2 separate regions of the Homo sapiens genome follow, and region 2 is linked to region 1. Evidence: read pairs that join two places in POLR2A ChIA-PET (ENCODE). Cell type or tissue: GM12878. All regions are shown on one strand. Region 1 overlaps SH3KBP1 (SH3 domain containing kinase binding protein 1). Region 2 overlaps SH3KBP1 (SH3 domain containing kinase binding protein 1).

What was found. Peaks named below come from ENCODE experiments on the same cell type or tissue, not always from the same donor. Only the 100,000 strongest peaks of a DNase experiment are listed, where the experiment ranks them.
Region 2: POLR2A ChIA-PET joins it to region 1 with 7 read pairs; 4 of 35 experiments call an interaction of 5 or more read pairs at or near these places.

Annotation. Positions count from the first base shown.
Region 1 is chrX:19,847,571-19,852,570 of GRCh38, forward strand. All of the region lies in intron 1 of SH3KBP1 (SH3 domain containing kinase binding protein 1), which reads right to left. Among named protein-coding and RNA genes, the nearest start is that of SH3KBP1, 38 kb to the right of the region's middle. In GM12878, no CTCF peak of the experiment used is centred here; a DNase peak (open chromatin) is centred at 2,451; H3K4me3 peaks cover 504 bases; H3K27ac peaks cover 4,765 bases.
Region 2 is chrX:19,726,361-19,731,360 of GRCh38, forward strand. All of the region lies in intron 3 of SH3KBP1 (SH3 domain containing kinase binding protein 1), which reads right to left. Among named protein-coding and RNA genes, the nearest start is that of SH3KBP1, 160 kb to the right of the region's middle. RefSeq lists an enhancer at 2,861-2,960. In GM12878, no CTCF peak of the experiment used is centred here; no DNase peak of the experiment used is centred here; H3K27ac peaks cover 2,134 bases.

The DNA of each region.
Region 1 (5,000 bases):
TTAGGCTCCCAGACATCTAATCTGGAGATACCATCTAGCATATCTGCAACACCATAATGTGCAGGTTATTAGGGAGGGTGCATTTCACGGTTTCATCCTAAGTTTCACCAATGATGTCACATAGTAATTGGGAGTCTATCAAGACAGTAACTACCAACGTTTGTAAGTCATTTGAGTTGGTACTTTTTAATATTGAACAATAATTTGAACTAAAAAGTTGCTAGTCAAGTATCTACTTCACAAATGTTTTCTTAATCAACTACATTGTAAATACTTTATTGCAGCATCAGGAAGCCACTGAGTAAGTATGTGTCTATATAGAGTAACACAAAAAAGAAGTGAAGTTAAAACCCAACATTTGCTTTCCTTTGAAGGTTATAGCTTAAAGTTCGAAAAAGAGAATAAAACCTAAATAAACTGGATTGGGTTTAAAATTTTTGAAACCTTTCCCAAAATTGAAATATGAGTTAGTGAAAATAAGTAAATAAAATTAAAAAGATCAACAGCCTCACACCAAAAGACTCCTAAGAATAATGATCTATGAAGAGCAATGTATACATTTTTTTCTGAAATAATCACATTCAGTCTCCAAATACCGTTTTTCACAAAAAGAAAGCCAGCTACCCTTAGATAAATGGCTGATTTCATTTCTGGGGCAGGAAAGGTGATAAGCCTGGGCCATCTTGTCACACCAAGAAAGCAAGGAGGCCAGCAAACACTACTAGGGTCATGTCAAAACAACTCAGAAGTGAACCTGAAGAGGCTCCCACTGGCCACAAATGGGGCAACATGAGCATGATTAACAATAACTGCCTTGAAACAGCATTGAAAGTGCACTGAAATAATAACTGCATTAGTAACAATAACTGGATTGAAAGACATCAAATTAATTTGATGTCTCATATGTTATGTGATATATCTTTCACAGTGATACTTTTAAAACATCATTGGCCACCTTTGGAAGATGCTAGGGAGCCAACTCATTGTTTTGAAACTGGTAAATTTAAAAAAAGAATCAAACATTTGTCCTGCCTTTCCTATATGAATTCAAGATAACCAAATGGTTGATGAGAAATTTCTCTGTATAGGAATATTCTGGCTAATAAAATGAAGAAGGAATGAGAGAATTGGACAATCAACGTTTTGCAACCTCTAATGCAATCAAGAACCTGAGCAATGGTCACTAGCAGCTGTGGATATTGATTGATTGATTGATTGATTGAGACAGGGTCTCACTCTGTCACCTGGGCTGGAGTGCAGTGCCATTGTCATGGCTCACTAGAGCCTGGAACTCCTGGGCTCAAATGATCCTCCTGCCTCATCCTCTCAAATAGATGGGATTACAGGTGCGAGCCACTGTATCCAGCTTTTTTTTTTAATTTCTTTTAAATTTCATGGCTTATTTTTTAAAGTTTTTGTTCAGAGATGAGAGTCTCACTATGTTGCTCAGGCTGGTCTCGAACTCTTGGGCTCAAATGATCCTCTGGCATCAGTGTCCCAAACTGGTGGGATTACAGGCATGAGCCACCGTGCCTGGCCAGCTGTGGACATTACAAAAAGAGAGACAACCAGGCATCTGGAGCCTCATGATGGAAGTGTGTGTCACCGCTGGCAAAATATTCTTGCCAACAAACGGAACCTGAATCAGATCAAGCCTCTGGATTTACCACCAGTTTACAGGGGATACAGAACGTCCGAAAATATGTTAAATGGCACTCTAAGGAGGCAATCTGCAAAATCCAGGCTGTAGGACTGTAGGCAAATGACTTAGTTTCTTCAACAACAACAAAAGCAAGGAAAAAGAGATGGCAGAACCTAGATTACAACAGACTCAGAGGCCAGGTGCGGTAGCTCACACCTGTAATCCCAGCACTTCGGGAGGCTGAGGTGGACGGATCACTTGAGGTCAGGAGTTCAAGACCAGCCTGGCCAACATGGTAAAACCCCGTCTCCGCAAAAAATACAAAAATTAGCTAGGCGTGGTGGCACGTGCCTGTAATCCCAGCTACTTAGGCGGCTGAGGCAGGAGAGTCACTTGAACCCAGAAAGTGGAAGTTGCAGCAGTTGCAGTGAGCTGAGACTGCCACTGCACTCCAGCCTGGGTAGCAGAGTGAAAAAAAAAAAAAAAAAAACAGACTCAGAGACAACCAACCAGTTAGAAAGTACAGACCTTCCAAATCGTGATTCAAACAAACACCTTTTAAAATATTTAAACTACATGTAAAAATTGGATATTTGAACTTAAATGTCTGATGATAAGGAAACACTGTTAGTTGCTGTATGTGTAAAAATGATTGTGATTATGGTTTTGAAAAGAGTCCTTATCTTTACAAAATATATGCTGAAACACTTCCGGATTGTTAAAATGCTCTACATGTGCAAGTAGAAGAATAATGTCCTACACTGAACTGAAAACATGCAAATCTTTATGCTGGCGTAACTCTAGCTGGTGTAATCACTATTTCACAAATGATTCAGCTGACCATGCTGGGCATAGCAATGCACCTGGAAAGGAAGATGGGGGTTTTAAAGGCAACAAAATATTAAATGTGTGTATTGTATACATATGTATGTTTCAATATTTGAATTTGTTATAAAGGGTACTGGGCATCTATAATTTTTTTTTCTTTTAGAGACAGAGTCTTGCTCTGTCTCCCAGGCTGGAGTGCAGAGGTGCGATCTCAGCTCACTGCAACCTCTGCCCCTGGGTTCAAGTGATTCTCATGTCTCAGCCTACTGCATAGCTAGGATTACAGGCACGCGCCACCATGCCTGGCTAATTTTTGTATTTTTAGTAGAGACGGGGTTTTACCATGTTGGCCAGGCTGGTCCCGAACTCCTGAACTCAAGTGATCTGCCCGCCTCGACCTCCCAAAGTGCTGGGATATATAAGCTACTTAAAAAATACATATAAGCTACTTAAAAATGAGTAAGTAGCACAATCAAAAGTGTGTTCTACACCAGATCTATGAGTGTGGACAAGGCCACCTCTGCCAACATTCTGAATTTGAGTTTCTTGAGATGTGTTTTACATAAGGAAGGCTGTTGTTTGCGTTGTTTAGGTGTAAAAGTGATATTGTGATTATGGTTTTTAGCAGAGTAATTATCTGTAAGAATTGCGTGCTGAAACATGACAGAAATCTGGTAGCTCACCTGGCTAGCCCTCAGCACCCTAACTCTCTGAGAACTGGCCCTTTCGTCAGGGTGCAGCAAACTTCCACAGGCATCTCTATCTGTACCCGCCTGGTACTCCACATACCCTCACTACTCAGAGGCATCCCCCAGCCTCCCCGAGACCTACTGAATCTGAGGCTGCATCATAAGATCCCCAGGACACTCACATGCATGGGATGGTTTGGGAAGCGCTGGCCCATCTCACACTGGGTTCCTCACCCAGAGATGTTAGAATCCCCTGTGAAACTTTCTCATGCCTGTCTCCTCCACACCCTGGTTCCCATCAGAATGGGGCGGGGGGCAGGGTGGGTCATGTCTAGGCTGAAGATGATCTCCCAGGTGACTCTATGTACCCCTACTACTCTCCTAAATCCCTTTTGCAGAAAGAGAAACATAAGTCTGAAGCTGAACAAAAGGGTCAGGGGGTGCTTGCAGACCTCAAGCCTGACAAGGCACCTTTCAGTGCTATGAGCCTCCAGATCTGTAGAAGTATCAAAACAAAACAAACAGCAGCAAGAGGTTCCACATTAACAATGGGCAGATCCCCTTCCTCATCATTCACTGGGGAAAAAAAAGAAAAACACTTAAAATGCAACACACGAATCCAGATGTTTCACCAGCCCCTGTCCAGAAAAGGAGGAGGAATTTCCAGATCTAATTACATGTGATTACTGCCTGTGTCCGCCACTAGACTGAAAGCTACAGGAGGACAGACAGCATGTCTGCTTTGTTTGCCTCTGTAGACCCAGGACCGGCCTGATATATAGTAGGAACTTCATAAATGTTTACCAAATGAAAATATACTCTTTTGAGACAGGGTCTCACTCTGTCACCGAGGATGGAGTGCAGTGGCACGATCATGGCTCACTACAGCCTCAACCTCCTGGCCTCAAGAGATCCTCCCACCTCAGCCTCCTGAGTAGCTGGGACTACTGGCACCTGCCACCATGCCCAGATAATTATTTTATTTTTTGTAGAGAAGGGGTCTCACTATGTTGCCCAGGCTGATCTAGAGCTCCTGGCCTCTACTGATCCTCCTGCCTCGACGCCCTGAGTAGCTGGGATTACAGGCATGAGCCACCATGCCCGGCAGAAAATATACTCTTAAAATCTTGTGTCAGGTGCCTTTATCCTCCTCACTGTATCATTTAACTGTAACGATCACTCTGTGGCCAATTGTGTTTTCCAAGATGGCTACAGCAACATCTCCTGTCCCTTGAGCTCTTCTAGAATGTGATCCAGCTGTCAACAGGAGAAATCTAATCTTCCTCCCCGGGCTTTGGAACCTGGGCAGGCTGGTGACCACTTTGACCAACAGAGTGGAGGAAAGTGATGCTGTGTGACTTCTAGGCCATATTATGCAGTTTCCAACTCACTTGCTGGAATACCCCAAGACAGCCATGCTGTAAGGAAGCCAATTTGCACTGAGACACACCAGCTGGCATGCCTAGTTACTGAGTCATCCCAGCCTGGCCCAACATGTGAGGGACCCAGCCTTCAGATCGTTCCAGCCCCCAGCTGTCATGTCCACTCCAAACCTCAGGCCTTTCCAGCCGAGGCCCCAGACACTGTAGAGCTGAAACAAGCCCTCCCTACCACGCCCTGTACAAATGCTTGACCCACAAAACTGGTAAGCATAAAATGGCTTTTTGAAGGTGCTAAATTTTGGAGTAATTTGTCACACAGCAACAGGAACTGGAATACGCTCTACAAGGTGCCTATTATTGTTCCTGGTTTAGGAAAGAATCCAACTCCCAGAGAGATCAGATAATATTCCAGCCGCCAGCCAGTCTGGACTCAAAGTCCGTCTTCTTGCCCCTGTTCCT
Region 2 (5,000 bases), 120 kb before region 1:
GCAAAATGAGGCCAATGCCACCTACTTCTCAGGGTTGTTTAAAGGACTGCATAGATGTCTCCACTACAACATTTGCATAGGTAACTAGGGCGTACTGATTGCATTAAGGTCCTAATTCTTTTTTTTTTTAACTTTTATTTTAGGTTCAGGGGTACATTGTGCAGGTTATATAGGTAAACTCATGTCATAGGGGTTTGTTGTACACATAATGCAAGCAAGATACACAGAGCAGCTTAATGTTGTATGCTGCTGGGGTTTTGTAGTAATTTGTTATGCAGCAATATTGTAGCAATAGATAACTGATACGACAACACTTGACACAGCGCAAGTCCTCAAAAAAACGTTTAACACAACATTCAGGGAGGAAGGAGGTTGCAAATATTTTATCTTATTCTTCCATCCTGGTGAGTTAAGTGTTCTCTCTCTTTTCTCCACATTCATCAGAGCCCAAAGGGTAAACAGAAGTTTCTAGAAACATTGCTTTTTAGAGTTAGGAACACTAATTTTAAAGGACAGAGAAAGGTTATTAATTTTTTACTTATTGTACTATGTTTATCTTTAACTAACAAATAAAAATGAAAAGAAAACAGGAGAAGGAATGCTCTCTTGACCCAGAATTCTCTTACCCAAGTCATCCATCACGCTTCTCAAGAAACACACACAATGCAACTGAGACAAGGTAACATACATGACAGATCAACTGTAATTGCTAATTGATAGAATTTCTTAGCTGGTAGTGGGTAGAAGGGTGTTGGGTATTTGTCATGTTATTCTTGATCCTTTTTTATTGTGGTAAAGCATTCATAACATAAAATTTACCATCTTAACCATTTTAAGTGTACAGTTCAGTGGCATTAAGTACACTCACATTGTTGTGCAACTATCGCCAACATCCATCTCCAGAAGTCTTTTCATTTTGCAAAACTGAAATTATATACCTATGAAACAATAACTGCCCATTATCCCTCCCTCAGCCCCTGCAAACCACCATCCTACTTTCTGTCTCTATACATTTGACTACTCTAGGTACCTCACATAAGTGGAATCATATAGTATTTGTCTGTTTGTGTCTGGTTTATTTCACTTAGCATAATGTCCTCAAAGTTCATCCATGTTACAGCATGTGTCATAATTTCTTTCCTTTTTAAGGCTGGATAATATTTGTTTATCAATTCATCCTCAATGAACACTTGGGTTGCTTCCACCTTTTGCCTATTGCGAATAATGCTGCTCTGAATGTGGGTGTGCAAATATTTGTTCAAGTCCCTTGTTGATCCCTTTCTATGTGTCTCTGTTAAAACCTCATTTTGAAATATTAAACATGCTTTAAAAAATATCACTTAGGCCGGGCGTGGTGGCTCATGCCTGTAATCCCAGCATTTTGGGAGGCCGAGGCAGGCAGATCACAAGGTCAAGAGATTGAGACTATCTTGGCCAACATGGTGAAACCCAGTATCTACTAAAAATACAAAAACGTGCTGGGCGCGGTGGAACGTGACTGTAAGTCCCAGCTACTCAGGAGGCTGAAGCAGGAGAATCACTTGAACCCGGTTGCAGTGAGCCGAGATCACACCACTGCACTCCAGCCTGGAAACAGAGCGAGACACCATCTCAAATAAAAAAGTATCACTTAGCTAGCAATCTTTAGCTATCATCTAACAGGTTGAGGAGAAGGAACTGGCAGCTAGAATTTGTGATTCTATCCCACACCCACTGAAATAAATATGGAGATGATATGCAAAAGCCTTTGGAAGAGGCAGTTCAGGTTGAATATCCCTCATCAGAAAAGCTTGGGACCAGAAGTGTCTTGGATTTCAGATTTTTTTTTCATGTTTTGGAATATTTGCATTATACTTGCCAGTTGAGTATCTGTAATCTGATATCCAAAATGCTCCAATGAGCATTTTCTTTAAACGTCACGTCAGCACATAAAAAGTTTCAGATTTTGGAGCATTTCAGATTTTGGATTTTCACATTTGGGATGCTAAACCTGTATTCTGAAGCATGCTGAGCTGAAGGCAAAGTGAATACACATCTCACCACCTGCCCAACCTTGTGCAATCAAGCTGAGTAAAGACTGGCAGAAACCCATGCTGCCATGCAGTAGGTGAGAATGGGTGGTTTACCAAAGACAGAAACATTATTTTAACTTCATTACTCAACAAAATCACCATGGGGCATTCTCAGCAAAGAATTCTTTGAAGCTCTCCAGAGGCTTCTGACTGGTCATGTGGGAACTTGATTTGTTCAACAAATGTTTGTCAGCTGTAGGAGCTAGAATGGGCTGATGGTACACAGACTGGACCCCAATATTTCTTCCTGGGAACGTTGGGGAGGGTTTGCAAAGAGAGAAGTGGGATGCTTAAGCTTTTCAACATTTCCAAAAGCTTAATAACCAAATGAGGGCTCACAGGTTAAAATGCTTTGAGGACTCTATATAAACAGTACCATGACCCTGAACTGGAGAACTAGTTATGTTCTGATGAAGATAGGAACAAAAGCTTTTAGAAACCATGCCCAGCTGAAGACATACTAGAAACTTCTCAACCTTTCAACTTGCAGATGAAGAAATCGATGCTTAAAAAGGTGAAATAACCTTCCCAACATTGATAATGGCTGATAGAGCTGAGAATTATTCAGATGAAGATAATTCCAGTGAGGGTGTCTGAATCATCCTGGGCAGAAGTCATGGGGAGATAAAGGCACAGAAATGCTTTTCCAGCCTCAAGGAGATAACAGTCTGATTCCAAGCCACTGAAAACAGGCAGGATATTTGTAAACTGTTACTAAGTCTTGCTGGTTACCCCCAGGCCCACTTGCCTCTGGCCACAGAATCTTAGGGTTGAAGGGGAGGCCGTCCAGGCCTGTGTGGTTTCGTTTTCTTTGTTTCAGTACAAAGCTGACACTCATCAGCTCTAATAAATGATCACTTTCCATTTTCCACTTCAACTTGGGCTTTTGGCAGAATGAGTTCATACATCAATGTGAATGGATCGATACAGTTCATAATTTATGAACATGTGGAAGGAGAGAGACTGATCCTACAAAATCCCCAGCTGATGCTTACCTCTCTTCCTTCTTGCTGCCTAGGTTTGGTCATTTTTAAATTTATGATCACCTCCACCTGAGAGGATCAGCAGGAAGTGAGAAAAGTGAAATCACATCCTATATAAGCCTTTCTAATAAAAAGGTTTAGAGTTAAACTGCAAAAGCATTTCTGTGGGTCATTCCTGGATTTCAATGGTCCATTTTATTCCCATCAACTCTGTGAAAAGGTAACTAAGAGCTAATGACACACACTTAAATATACCCACACCCTAAGGGCCCACTCCAGAATGGGATGGTCCTTAGAAAGTATGGAAGAGAAGGATGGAGAGAGAGTCAGAGGAAGAAAGGAACAGAGGAAAGAAGGAAGAAGGGAGAGAAGGAGGGAGGAAAGGAGTCTCTTCAACATTAATGTGAATTGCACATGAGTTCTGTGCAAGAAGGGCAAGAGCTACAGGGCCAAAGCTTAGGAGGGAACATGTAAAGTTTTTAAAGTATATGTATACGTATGAAATAGAAACAGGATTTTCATTTCTAGTGTATGCTGGTTTTCCCATCCCTAACCACACAGTGCCAGACCCATCAGTAACTGAGCGATTTTTTTTTTCCTTTTTGTACATAGTTTCAACTGCCTTACCTTTTATCTCAATGATGTAGTCAAAAGTAAATTACAAAGGAAGCTAATTTCTTCAAAAAGAAATAAACTACTTCTAGTGATATTATCAAAGAGCTGCTTTAAAGCTTTTTTTTAAAAAAGGTCAAATATAAAACAACTGGTATCATTTTTTCCCTAAACAATATTTAAAAAAAATAACTATTAAGCACTTTGAGCAGCCAAGTTGGGAGAATCACTAGAGGCTAGGAGTTTAAGACCAGCCTGGGCAACATAGCAGAACTCTATTTCCATAAAAGAAATAACTATTAAGCAGCACGCTGTGTTCATTTGTTTGCTTTAATCTCTCAAATAATGTGGGCTAGCAAAGGGGTAAAATAATTAAAGGGAAAACTCAGTGGCAAACTATCTGGGAATTTTTATTTTCCTTTGTAAGGAATGACAATACCAAAGAATCCATCCAAGTGGGCCCTAGGGAGAAAAGAAGGGGGCAGAGAGGAAAAAGAAGCAAGAAGAGACTAAGGGTGGGAGGGGAGAAAAGAGCTTCTCAGGCCACCCCCACAGGGATTGTCACCTCCCTGCTCTAGTGTTACAGAATCTTCAACAAGCAAGCTGCAGGTGGTTAGAGAGATAAATTTTACCTAAATTGAAATCTTAGAACAATACTAATCATTAATCATTCATAATACTAGGTTCCTGACAGGCAAAACTGATGCATAATCACATAGTCCAAAATTAACTTTCCCTCCCTGGTCCTGATGAAAGTGATGAGGAATCAAATATCAGAGAAGGAAAAGCCCAGAAATGAAGGAAAAGCTAGGTCTGGCCCATGTACTCCAACAAAAAGGGAAGAGTACACATCTATATAGAAAATAAACTGAACTCTATACACTTTCATTTATTTTATTTTATTTTATTTATTTGTTTATTTTTTTGGTGAGACGGAGATTTACTCTGGTTGCCCAGGCTGGAGTGCAATGGCGCAATCTCAGCTCACTGCACCCTCCGCCTCCCAGGTTCAAGCGATTCTCCTGCCTCAGCCTCCCGAGTAGCTGGGATTACAGGCATGTGTCACCACGCCCGGCTAATTTTGTATTTCTAGTAGAGACGGGGTTTCACCATGTTGCCCAGGCTGATCTCGAACTCCTGACCTCAGGTAATCCGCCCGCCTCGGCCTCCCAAAGTGCTGGGATTACAGGCGTGAGCCACTGCGCCCGGCCTACACTTTCATTTATAAAACCTTGGGCAAAAGGGTAAAATCAAATATAGATTAAAATGTTCACATGAAATTGAAACCTTCCCTTGTCTTGTATACATTCTCGCACTCGCCATCGCATGTTAC